2 separate regions of the Mus musculus genome follow, and region 1 is linked to region 2. Evidence: chromatin loops called from intact Hi-C (ENCODE). Cell type or tissue: left cerebral cortex. All regions are shown on one strand. Each heading gives the region's core, and the rest is flanking DNA. Links, peaks and the distances in the headings are about the cores only.

Evidence for each region. Peaks named below come from ENCODE experiments on the same cell type or tissue, not always from the same donor. Only the 100,000 strongest peaks of a DNase experiment are listed, where the experiment ranks them.
Region 1: a loop joins it to region 2, with 2.9 times the contacts of the local background. A loop is called at or near these places in 6 of 42 quality-filtered maps.

The regions. Positions count from the first base shown.
Region 1 is chr8:25,272,029-25,277,401 of GRCm38, reverse strand. Gm39145 (a long non-coding RNA gene) reads right to left here. Exons shown (of 3, transcript XR_001778746.1): 2 at 2,819-2,961. Among named protein-coding and RNA genes, the nearest start is that of Gm39145, 3.7 kb to the right of the region's middle. In left cerebral cortex, for the core only: a CTCF peak has its summit at 2,184 (motif pointing left); DNase peaks (open chromatin) are centred at 1,051 and 2,185; H3K4me3 peaks cover 544 bases; H3K27ac peaks cover 377 bases.
Region 2 is chr8:25,361,939-25,367,311 of GRCm38, reverse strand. All of the region lies in intron 3 of Gm39146 (a long non-coding RNA gene), which reads left to right. Among named protein-coding and RNA genes, the nearest start is that of Gm39146, 25 kb to the left of the region's middle. In left cerebral cortex, for the core only: a CTCF peak has its summit at 5,088; DNase peaks (open chromatin) are centred at 876, 2,814 and 4,440.

The sequences.
Region 1 (5,373 bases), core at 211-5,210, 90 kb after region 2:
TCTTCGCTTAGCTAGAAGCCTTAGGCCAGGTGTCTAGTCAACATCTGACTCTTTGCTCTGACTGCTAGAGCGCCACCTGTTGGAAAGCCTTGCTCCTGCAGCATCTCTAGCGGAGGGGGTCAGGCCAGAGCTGAGCTGATACATTGTAGCTTCCTAAAGAGCTGAGCTGATACCTTGTAGCTTCCCACCCGCAGACACCAGAGTCCTCTCCCACCTGTCCAGGAAAAAGCTGCCACTGTGTCCGGTTGAGAGCTTTCCCTGGGAACATCACCCAGCCGTTTCTATGCATAGGCTTGTTATGGCAGTCTAACCAGGAACAGAATCAAGTGGACCAGAGGAATCGACCTGGGAGAGGAAGCCACTTCGAATCATAATGGTCTATGTGTTGCATTCCCAGGTGTGCTTAGAACCTGTCCTAAAAATGTCTTTTTGTCCTTCCGACTTGAGAACTATTGCACTATCCTCCTGCATCCTTTGTTGTTGAAAGCTCCTGCCCAATCTGAGTTTCCTTGTGAAGAGAGACTCCACTAGACCTCTTTCTTGGGCGCACGCTGTTTCTCTATCTTCTCCCTAAGAATTCAAAAATCATTGTACCATTCCACCTGTTTCTTTATTTCCTCCCTCCCTCCTTACATTTTTGTAACTGAGGATGGAACCCAGGACCACAGCATGCTAAACCATGCTCTATCATGGTGTTGCACCCCCCCAGTCTCCTGCCTCCTTAGTTGTCTATGATGCTGACTTAGGTAAGACTCCATCCTAGGCAGGATGGACCGGGAGAAACCACACTGAGTCAACACTGGCTGATGACTGAGGATATAAAGTTTCTCAGAAGCTGGTGTGGCGACGTAGTAGGAGTCTCAGTACCCATACTACAAATCAGCCCTGAAAACAGCAGAAGCAGCCAAGTGCCAGGGCTGGAATGCTAGGCAACTGAGCTCTCTGCTCCCAGTGAGGCCTCTCAGGCCACTCTAGGACAATGCAAAAGATTGTCATGCGTTCTTTGCAACTTGGCTGAGATGGTTTTCACGCAGGCCTGTGGGCCATATTGTTCTTCCTCTCTTGGCAGATCTTTGGCACCCACTCTCCTCTCTGGCTGCCGGCAGGCCTCCCTGTAGCTGTGCTTTGGCCTGATTAATGGAGTCCAGCTTTCCCCCCAAGGTGCCTGGGCAGTGGGGGTTAAGTCATGCTAGAAGCCCTAATTGCCTGGTCACTTTTATTTTGGGAGGGGTGTGTGTGTGTGTAGACTTCCTGTTTACGGCGCTTTCCTACACAAAGCAAGGCAGACACATGATGTTTTAAGAGTTTCTTCATTCAAGGAGAGCCAAGAAACAAAACCGGAGTCTGCTAAGAAAACAATAGAGGCCGTGGCTACAGAGCATTCTGGCTCTGGGAAACGACTGGGTCCCCTTTGCGGGGGTGGCTGCCACCACTCTGCTGTACGTGATGACTGCCAGTTATTAAGCCTGTCTGGCTGAGGGGGAAGCCAATGAAGAAAACAACAATAAAAGGGAGATAAATGGCTCCTGAGAAATAGGAACTATGCAGGCTGGGGGGGGTGGAGTGGGGGGTGGAGCCCCTGCACTGGTTTAGAGTTTATAGCCAGGAGGATAAACACCACATAATTCTCAAACGATCACCATTTGGAGATGATAAAACAAATAAGAGAAAAAAAAATTCCCTGGAAGAAAAGTTTACAGGACAGAAATCGTGATATCCTGTGTAGAACATTCACGAATTCTGTCTTGGGTCTGGGGTATGCTCAGAAATAGCCTTCCAGCTTGGTTTCCGAGTTTTTGAGGGCCACAAGAGTCTCCCTTACATCACTGGACGACGGATCTCCACCCATCCTAGCGTTGAAGGAGAGGCGGGGTGAGCCCTGGCACGTCCTTGTCGGGGTGCAGGGCGAGGCTGCTGTGCTCCTCCGAAAAGGATCCCCTCCTCATCTAAGTCCAAAACGCCGACCGCGCAGAGGCTGAAAAGGTCTCAACTTCCTGAAAGATGCTAAAGCAAAGAGTCCTCAACTGTCCAGAAACACGGAACTTATGGGATCTACGGAACTGGTATCCCAATCTTGATGTGGCTGGAATGTCCCCGGTGCTTTTGAAACCCTGTGCTTGGGCCAGAGGTCACTCCCGTCCTCTGAATCCATTTGCCAACAGCTTAGACGCAGGCAGCCGGCGCCCTCTTGAGGAAGAAATGCGTGCCTGTCCAGCGGGCTGGAATGCTAAGGCGGTCGCTAGGTCCTGTGGGCCTCCTCTGCACCCCAGCACGCCTAAGGGGAAAACCCAGGCTTTTCTTGGAAGAGTCTGTTTTCAGTTCCAGCTGGTCTACTGGCTCCCAGTGACTAATGAGGCACCTCTGCATCAGTGGTCCTCGGGACCTCTCGAGGGAGTAGGCAGTGAGCAAGCACAAAGGCCTGGGTCATTTGCAGCCCTGAAATGTTATGGTCACGAGTGTCTGATCATTGCCAAAAGGCTCCTAACACCCTGTGAATATGGCAGAAAGTGTGGCGGGTAAAGAAAGGTAGGAGCGAGCGGTGCATAATACACACTGGCACGTCTACAGTAGCTCCTGCCTGTGGTCCTGACACCTCGTGCTGGGAGCCAGAAGGGTCTCTAGTTTGAGATCCTGCTTCAAAACAAACCCTAATGAGATACAGGGTGGGCTGACTGTTTTAAACCACACAGAAAGCCACAGGATACAGACAATTGGGGGTGGGGAGGTGGGCATCATTCTCAGGTGTTCTGAGTAGGCTCGGAAGGTCTGGCAGCAAAGAAGTCCTTGGCGAGAGGAGAGGCTGACCTTACTGAGTTACCTTTGGCCAAGGCCATAGAGGCCACACCCTGGGCCGTGGGATTCGGAGGCTCACAGGCATCGGTGTTTACTCATCTTGTTCAGACTCCAGGCAGATGCTTCTCTACCACCTCATCCGCATGCGTCACTGTTGTGGGTTGTGGTCTGCCAAAGTTGAGACAAACACAGGGTCACATGGCTGACGCGCTTGGGTAAGAGGACAAACAGATTAATGCACCCAGGGCTCCTTCTCAGATAACATCTATGCAGTGGGCTGAACAAAGGGTGATGTCCTGGAGTTCTGGCCATCCTCCCTGTTCACGCTCCGCAGATGCCCAGGGGTTAAAGGAGTATCTGCAGCCACGTACACAGAATGAGGAACGTTTTGAAACAATTTGTAACCGGTCGAATACTTGAAACACGTCAATCCTTTATCTTCTCGGCCATCTGGAACTGGGTAATGGTGGTCTATGCAGACGTTTGGTCCAGGCACTGGGGAGGCAGAGGCAAGATGTCTGAGCTTGAGGCTAGCCTGGTCTACAAAGTAGGTTCCAGTACTACACAGAGAAACTCTGTCTCGAAAAACTAAAACCAAAACTAAAGCCAAACCAAAACCAACCAAACAACCAAACAGCCCCCCAAGAGCCAGATGGTTACAGAACACTAAAGCTGAGGACATTAAGGGATGTAGCTTAAATTAGTATATATGTAGCATAAATGAGGCCCAGGTTCAATTCTTAGGAAAAACAAACAAGCAAACAACAAAAACACAAAAGAACTGTTTTATAGGGCTGGAGAGATGGCTCAGAGGTTAAGAGCACTCACTGACTGCTGCTCTTCCAAAGTCCAGAGTTCAATTCCCAGCAACCACATGGTGGCTCACAACCATCTGTAATGTAATCCAATGCACTCGTCTGGTGTGTCTGAAGACAGCTACAGTATACTCATATAAATAAAATAAATAAATCCCCTTTTTTAAAAAAGGAACTGTTTTATATAATTTAGTTGAATCCTCAAGTTTTAAAATATAATTTAGTTGAATTTTCAAATTGTTTTTTCAAATAATCATTATAAAAATTCACACCACACATTGAATATGAATTTATGTAATTATAAATAATTTTGAAAGGGATTCGGATTGGTTTGTAGAGTGCTGAGAGGGCCTGGCTTTGCTGATGCACCACTTGAATCTGGAGGCAGCCCATGAAGAGTCTAAATGTTGGTCTGGAGAGGACTGGCTGCTCCTGCAGAGGACCTGGGTCCAGCACCCAGCACCCAGCACCCAGCACCCAGCACCCATATGGTGGCCAACTCTCTATAACTCCAGATCTAAAAGCTTTGATGTCCTCTTCTAGCCCCTGTGGTCATCAGGTGCACATGTTGTACACAGGATTACATGTAGACAAAACACATATATCTATAAAATTAAAATAAATAAAGATTTTTTAATCACAAAAAATAAATAATATTGAACACTTGAATAAAGTAACTTCTTTTGAAAACATACATAAAAACCATTTTAACTTCTAATTTACAGTTGTTATATTTTAAGTAATAATATGCTTAAGTTCTGTACACGTTGAGACAATAGCATTTAAAACCCTTCCTTATAGCTCACCTTAATAGAACGTAAATTACTTGATGGTGACCATAGTCGTGATTTTTCTTAATTGAAAGTATCTCTGTACAATAAATGTATACTTTGTTATAAATAATGCATGTCTCTGTTTAAGTTCCTATTCAAGTTTCACTAACAAAAACCCAGAACACTCAGACATGCACAGTAATAATTGGATTCAGTTGTTCTATTTTGCTCACATGTGTTGAGCACAGGCTTTTCAGTTTTGTCATTAGGAAGAATTTGTCATGGTTAGGAACAGAGGACATATTTTATGTAACAGTTTTTTAGTGTCTTTTTGTTGTTTGCTTGAGTTCCTGGAGACGTGCGTGGTATATATGACCAATCTGTACCATTGGTTAAGGTCCCCAAAGACCTGAGAGGAAAAACAAGGATTTCCTTCTTGAAGACAAAGAAGCATCAAGGAACTGGGCGTATTGTGGCAGGCAAGGCTAGAGGGCGTAGGCAAGTCTAGCTGCCATGGGATGTTTGAAGGATCCCACACTAACACTGGGAAGCCATTGGGGTTTAAACTACAGAAGGTGGGTTGTTCTGCTTGCTGTATGACTGAAAGCAGGAACAGAAATTGGGCCCACTGGAGGCCTCTTGCTTTGGCTCTGATGAAATACCAGGTATGATCTGTTTTCTTTGAGGGGTGATGATGAGACTTCGTCTGAGGGAGGAGTTGACAGGGCTCTCGGGTAGATTGAGTGTCTGTGACAGGGAAAGGAAAGCCTGCTTTCTATGCTGTTGGTTCGTGTGGCTGAGTTTGCAGCCATCTCCAGCATCTGTGGCATTGTTTCTAGGACTTCCCCAGAGATGGCCAGACTGCAGATGCTCAGACCAGGGTTGCATCTAGTCTATGCTTATCCCTCCATGTGCTTCAAATCATCTGCACTTAAGGTCCCTAATACAGAGCGAATGCTGAGTCTAATTGTTAGACTGCCTTGTTTAGGAGA
Region 2 (5,373 bases), core at 218-5,217:
TACACAAACACACAGACATGAAAATTTCAGGATTCACCGAACATATTTAATGTGCCAGACTTTGTTCTAGGTACTAGGGTTACAACAGTGAAACAATTTGAGGAAAAACTCCTCCTGAACTTATACTCTAATGGGAAGAGACATGTAAAAGGTGGGACATTAGAAAGTGATTGTGTTGGGGGTGGGGTGGAGAGATGGGTCAGCAGTTAAGAGCACTGACTGCTCTTCCAGAGGTCCTGAGTTCAAATCCCAGCAACCACATGGTGGCTTACAACCATCTGTAATTCGATCCGATGCTCTTTTCTAGTGTGTCTGAGGACGGCTACAGTGTGCTCATATACATAAAATAAGTAAGTCTTTAAAGAAAAGAAAATGATTGTGTTATGGAGAGAGAGAGAGGGAGAGAGAGAGGGGGGAGAGAGAGGGAGAGAGAGAGAGAGAGAGAGCAAACATCAGGATAGAAAGGGACAGAGGACTGCTGGGATTTCTAATAAACTAATCAGATAAACCTTCACCCAAAGGGACTATGTAAAGGGGCTGTGTGAGCAGACACTAAAAGGACGTGAACTAGCCATTTGGGAGTGCTGTTGCAGGCCGAGGGCCCGGCTGCAGCTAAGGCCCTGTGGTAGAGTATGGTAGTATAGGAGCCTGGTAGGCTATGGGACAAAGAGTCCTGTGCACTTGAATAAGTGTTGTAGTTGAACTCAATGTGGCTCCCAAGATCCCTGTCTTTTTAGGATGTTTCTGTAGCACTCTGTCTTCAAGTGTGATGTGCTTTCAACCATTACAATGTGGCAGATACTCTAGACATTGCTTCCAAGAGCCCCAAGCATCCGTTTCTGTACTTTCTCTTCTCTTAGTCATTCAGCCACCCACACAATGTGCCACCCCATGGAGAGACCCAAATGACAAGAGAGCCAGGGAGAGAGGGATTTTCTTGCTTGTGAACAACGCAGGCCCTCAGCCTGACAGCCCCCAGGGAGCTGAATCCTGCCAACTGCTCTGTTAGTTGAGAAGGGATTCACTACTGGCTGAGAGATCTGAGATGACCACGGTCACTGCCCACACTCTGATTATAGCCTATGAGAGGCTGAGCCAGAGAACCCAGCAGACCACTCCCACCTCCTGCCTGGACACGTGGAAGAATTAATGTTTGTTTTTTTTTTTTTTTTTAGGCACCAAGTTTTTGAATAATTGTTTTTCGGTCATGGATTACTGGTACACAGCAGGATTAGTTAGCGATGAGCTCACGTTGATGGATGGAGGCAGACTATATAGGGTGTGTTGCTTATTATACTTCGGTGGCATTTCTCTGGCGGGAGTGGGAGTGATGCAATGGAAGGGTTAAAGGAGAGGAAGCGCTCAAGCTGAGTTAACTATCTTGGAGAAAGTTTTTGGCTTGGGGAGAAGGCCGGAAGGACAGAGCAAGCACAGGGTCTAACAGTCGTGGTGGTCCAGGTGAGAGGTGGTACATGGAGCACGGAAGAGGGAGTATGATGACTTTGGTGTCTCCGTGGAGCAGGTTGGAGGATAGATGGAGAGAACAGGGAGAAGACCAAGTTAGGGGCAGAAATTTCAAGTTCAGTTTGGGAAATATCAAGTTCTAGATGATTTATAAGCAGACAGATTTGTAAGTTAGCCACTCTTTTTTTTTTTTTTTTTTTTCCGAGACAGGGTTTCTCTGTGTAGCCCTGGCTGTCCTGGAACTCACTCTGTAGACCAGGCTGGCCTTGAACTGCCTGCCTCTGCCTCCCGAGTGCTGGGATTAAAGGCGTGCGCCACCACGCAGAAAGTCTGAACTGGAGATGCAAACTTAAGAGTTGTCCGTGGTATTTTCTCAAGATGTGACACCAGGTGAGGCCAGGTGAGGCCCGGTGCTATCCAAGGTAGCTTAGCTATGAGACAGAACCCCAGTGGCCATCAACAGATGTTAATAAAAGAGATGCTATAGGTACATACAGTGTCACATACTACTGAGTAGATGAACCCAGGGACTATTATGCTAAAGGAAGACTCCAGACAGAAAAGACAAATTCTAGTCTAATTACATAACTAATGTGGTCAAAGTTACAGAAACAGGGAGTAGAATGTATCTAGCAAGCACAGGGAGAAGCTAGCAAGCACGGGGAGAAGCTAACAAGCATGGGGAGAAGCTAGCAAGCATGGGAGAAGCTAACAAGCATGGGGAGAAGCTAGCAAGCACAGAGAAGCTAGCAAGCATGGGAGAAGCTAACAAGCATGGGGAGAAGCTAGCAAGCATGGGAGAAGCTAGCAAGCACAGGGAGAAGCTAGCAAGCACAGAGAAGCTAGCAAGCATGGGAGAAGCTAACAAGCATGGGAGAAGCTAACAAGCATGGGGAGAAGCTAGCAAGCACAGAGAAGCTAGCAAGCATGGGAGAAGCTAACAAGCATGGGAGAAGCTAGCAAGCACAGAGAAGCTGGCAAGCATGGGAGAAGCTAACAAGCATGGGGAGAAGCTAGCAAGCACAGAGAAGCTAGCAAGCATGGGAGAAGCTAACAAGCATGGGGAGAAGCTAGCAAGCACAGAGAAGCTAGCAAGCATGGGAGAAGCTAACAAGCATGGGGAGAAGCTAGCAAGCACAGAGAAGCTAGCAAGCATGGGAGAAGCTAGCAAGCACAGAGAAGCTAGCAAGCATGGGAGAAGCTAGCAAGCACAGAGAAGCTAGCAAGCATGGGAGAAGCTAACAAGCATGGGGAGAAGCTAGCAAGCACAGAGAAGCTAGCAAGCACAGGGAGAAGAGGAGTGAGTGGGATCAGGATTTCCATTTTGAGAAAAGGGAACAGGCTCTTCTATCTGTCCCCAAGCAGAGGAACTCTGAGCCTGCTGGCACCAGCCTGTAATCCCAGACCTTAGGAGGCCTGGTCACAGACAGACCTCCGGCTACTTCTCCTTCTCTTGGATTGGTGGCTCCCCTTCCCAAGACATTCTTGTCAGCACAGAAACATGATGTTATCTAGAGCTACCTGCAGACATCCTAGAGCCTTGGAAAAATACTCTGCACCCGGATTCCAGGCTCCACGGGCTCCCCCTCCCTGTTTACTCTCTACCACTAACAGCTCTTTGTTGTCAGCCTTTGCTGCACATACACCCTCCCCACCCCCACCTCCCCCACCTGACCCTGCCACTACCCCTACCCCTACCACAGGGCTTCCTCTTGTGGAGTTCCCTTGGGTTCTATTTGAACTTTTTTTAAAATCTAACTTACAACTTTTTTCTCTTGCATTTATTTTTTTTTAAGCAGGCCCCCAGTAGAGCCCTTGCATCTTTCTCACTTTTTAAAGATGCTCATGTCCAACGTGGGTCACCACTTTCTGTGTTTAGACCTTTGCTTACAGAATCATTTATCTGGAAGGTCCTTCTTGACTGTAGCTTCTAATTCTTGCCCATGTATTCTTTCTTTTTTTAAATTGGATATTCTCTTTATTTACATTTCAATGCCATCCCCTTTCCCGGTTTCCCCCACTCCTGGAGACCCCCTATCTCATCCCCCCTCCCCCTGCTTCTATGAGGGTGTTCCTCCACCCAACCATTCTTGCCTCCCTCGCCCTTGATTTTCCTACACTGGGTCATCAAGCCTTCATAGGACTAAGGACCTCTCCTCTCATTGATGGCTGACAAGGCCATCCTCTGCTACATATGCTGCTGGAGCCTTGTATACTCCTTGGTTGGTGGCTTAGTCCCTGGGAGCTCTGGGGGGTCTGCTTGATATTGTTGCAAACCCCTTCAGCTCCTTCAGTCCTTTCTCTAACTCCTCTATTGGGGACCCCACCCTCAGTCCAATAGCTGTGAGCATCCACTTCTGTATTTGTCAGGCTCTGGCAGGGCCTCTCAGGAGACAGCCATATCAGGCTCCTTTCAGCAAGCATTGCCAGCATTGCTGTCACCTGAGTTTTTGATCTTAGCCATTCTGACTGGTGTGAGGTGGAATCTCAGGGTTGTTTTGATTTGCATTTCCCTGATGACTAAGGATGTTGATCATTTCTTTAGGTGCTTCTCAGCCATTTGACATTCCTCATTTGTAAATCATTTGTTTAGCTCTGTACTCCATTTTTCAATAAGGTTATTTGATTCTCTGGAGTCTAACTTCTTGAGTTCTTTGTATATATTGGATATTAGCCCTCTACTGGATGTAGGATTGGTAAAGATCTTTCCCCAATCTGTTGGTTGCCATTTTGTCCTACTGACAGTGTGCTTTGCCTTACAGAAGCTTTGCAATTTTATGAGGTCCCATGGTGGTTCAGTGGTAGGATTCTCTCCTGCCCACATCTTCTGCTATGACTCCATTTCTCTCTCCCCTCTCCAACCCCGGAGAGCGATATTAGTATTTTTTTAATCCTTTCACGTCTGCTGGCTTATGGTTCCTCCTGTCTGAAGGCTGCCAGAGAGAGGAAACCGACTGACACTTCCTCCTCCTTCCCTCCACCCTCTTCGTCATCACCACAGGCACTGAGATTTTACTGTGTGCTACACACGTGCTAAATGCACCCTGTCACTTGATGAGATCGAAGTCTGATTTTTACAAAGGAGCTGCAGGCTTCGAGTCACTGAGATAGAAAGGAAGACTGTGAGGCTGTGGCTCCTTCCTTCCAGTTCCTACTTGTGATGCTGATAGCTGCTGCTAACGGCTTGATAAGGAGCCGTGCTCAACAGTCAGATGTAGAGGAATAAAAGCTTCCCAGAATGAACAGTTCTACCCAGGAATCTATCTCCTCCTGTAACCCGAACTCCCTCCTCCTCCTTGTCTTTGTTTCTGAGGCAAGTTTTCATGAAGCTAGGCTGGCCTCGAACTCACTTTGTAGTCAAGACTCATCTTGAACTCTTAGTTCTCCTGCCTCTACTTCCTCAGTGCTGGGATTACTGTCATGCTCCACCCTGAGGCACTAAAGCCAAGAGTGGTGTAAACATGCCCTCAGGGTCTGGCAGTGAGCAAGCTGCAGGCAGCACAAACCCAGCAAGAAGTAGAGACTGTTTCTGGGGCTGAACCCCCCACTGTGAAGAACTAATGCTCTTTGCAGAAGTGAGCGAAAAGGAGTAAGAGGGAAGAGATAGGAAGACAGAGGGCAGTAAAGAGATCGAAGAAAGCAAGCCTGGGAGAAAGAGCTAGCAAGCAAGCGGCAAGAAGAATGAAAGGGTAAGGACTTAGTTGTCGTAACAACTAAGAAAACTGAGGACAAGAATTAGGGAAGGATGAAGGGACAAAGTAGCCGCTCTGTCTTGAAAGTGTCCCTCAAGATTTCATGTGCTGGTGCGGGCGTGGCAGGGAAGCCTGGCGAGACGGTACATACTGTCAAGTCTGAGCATCTGAGTTGCATTCGGGGACCTGACAGGGCTGAAGAAGAAGACAGTCCTGC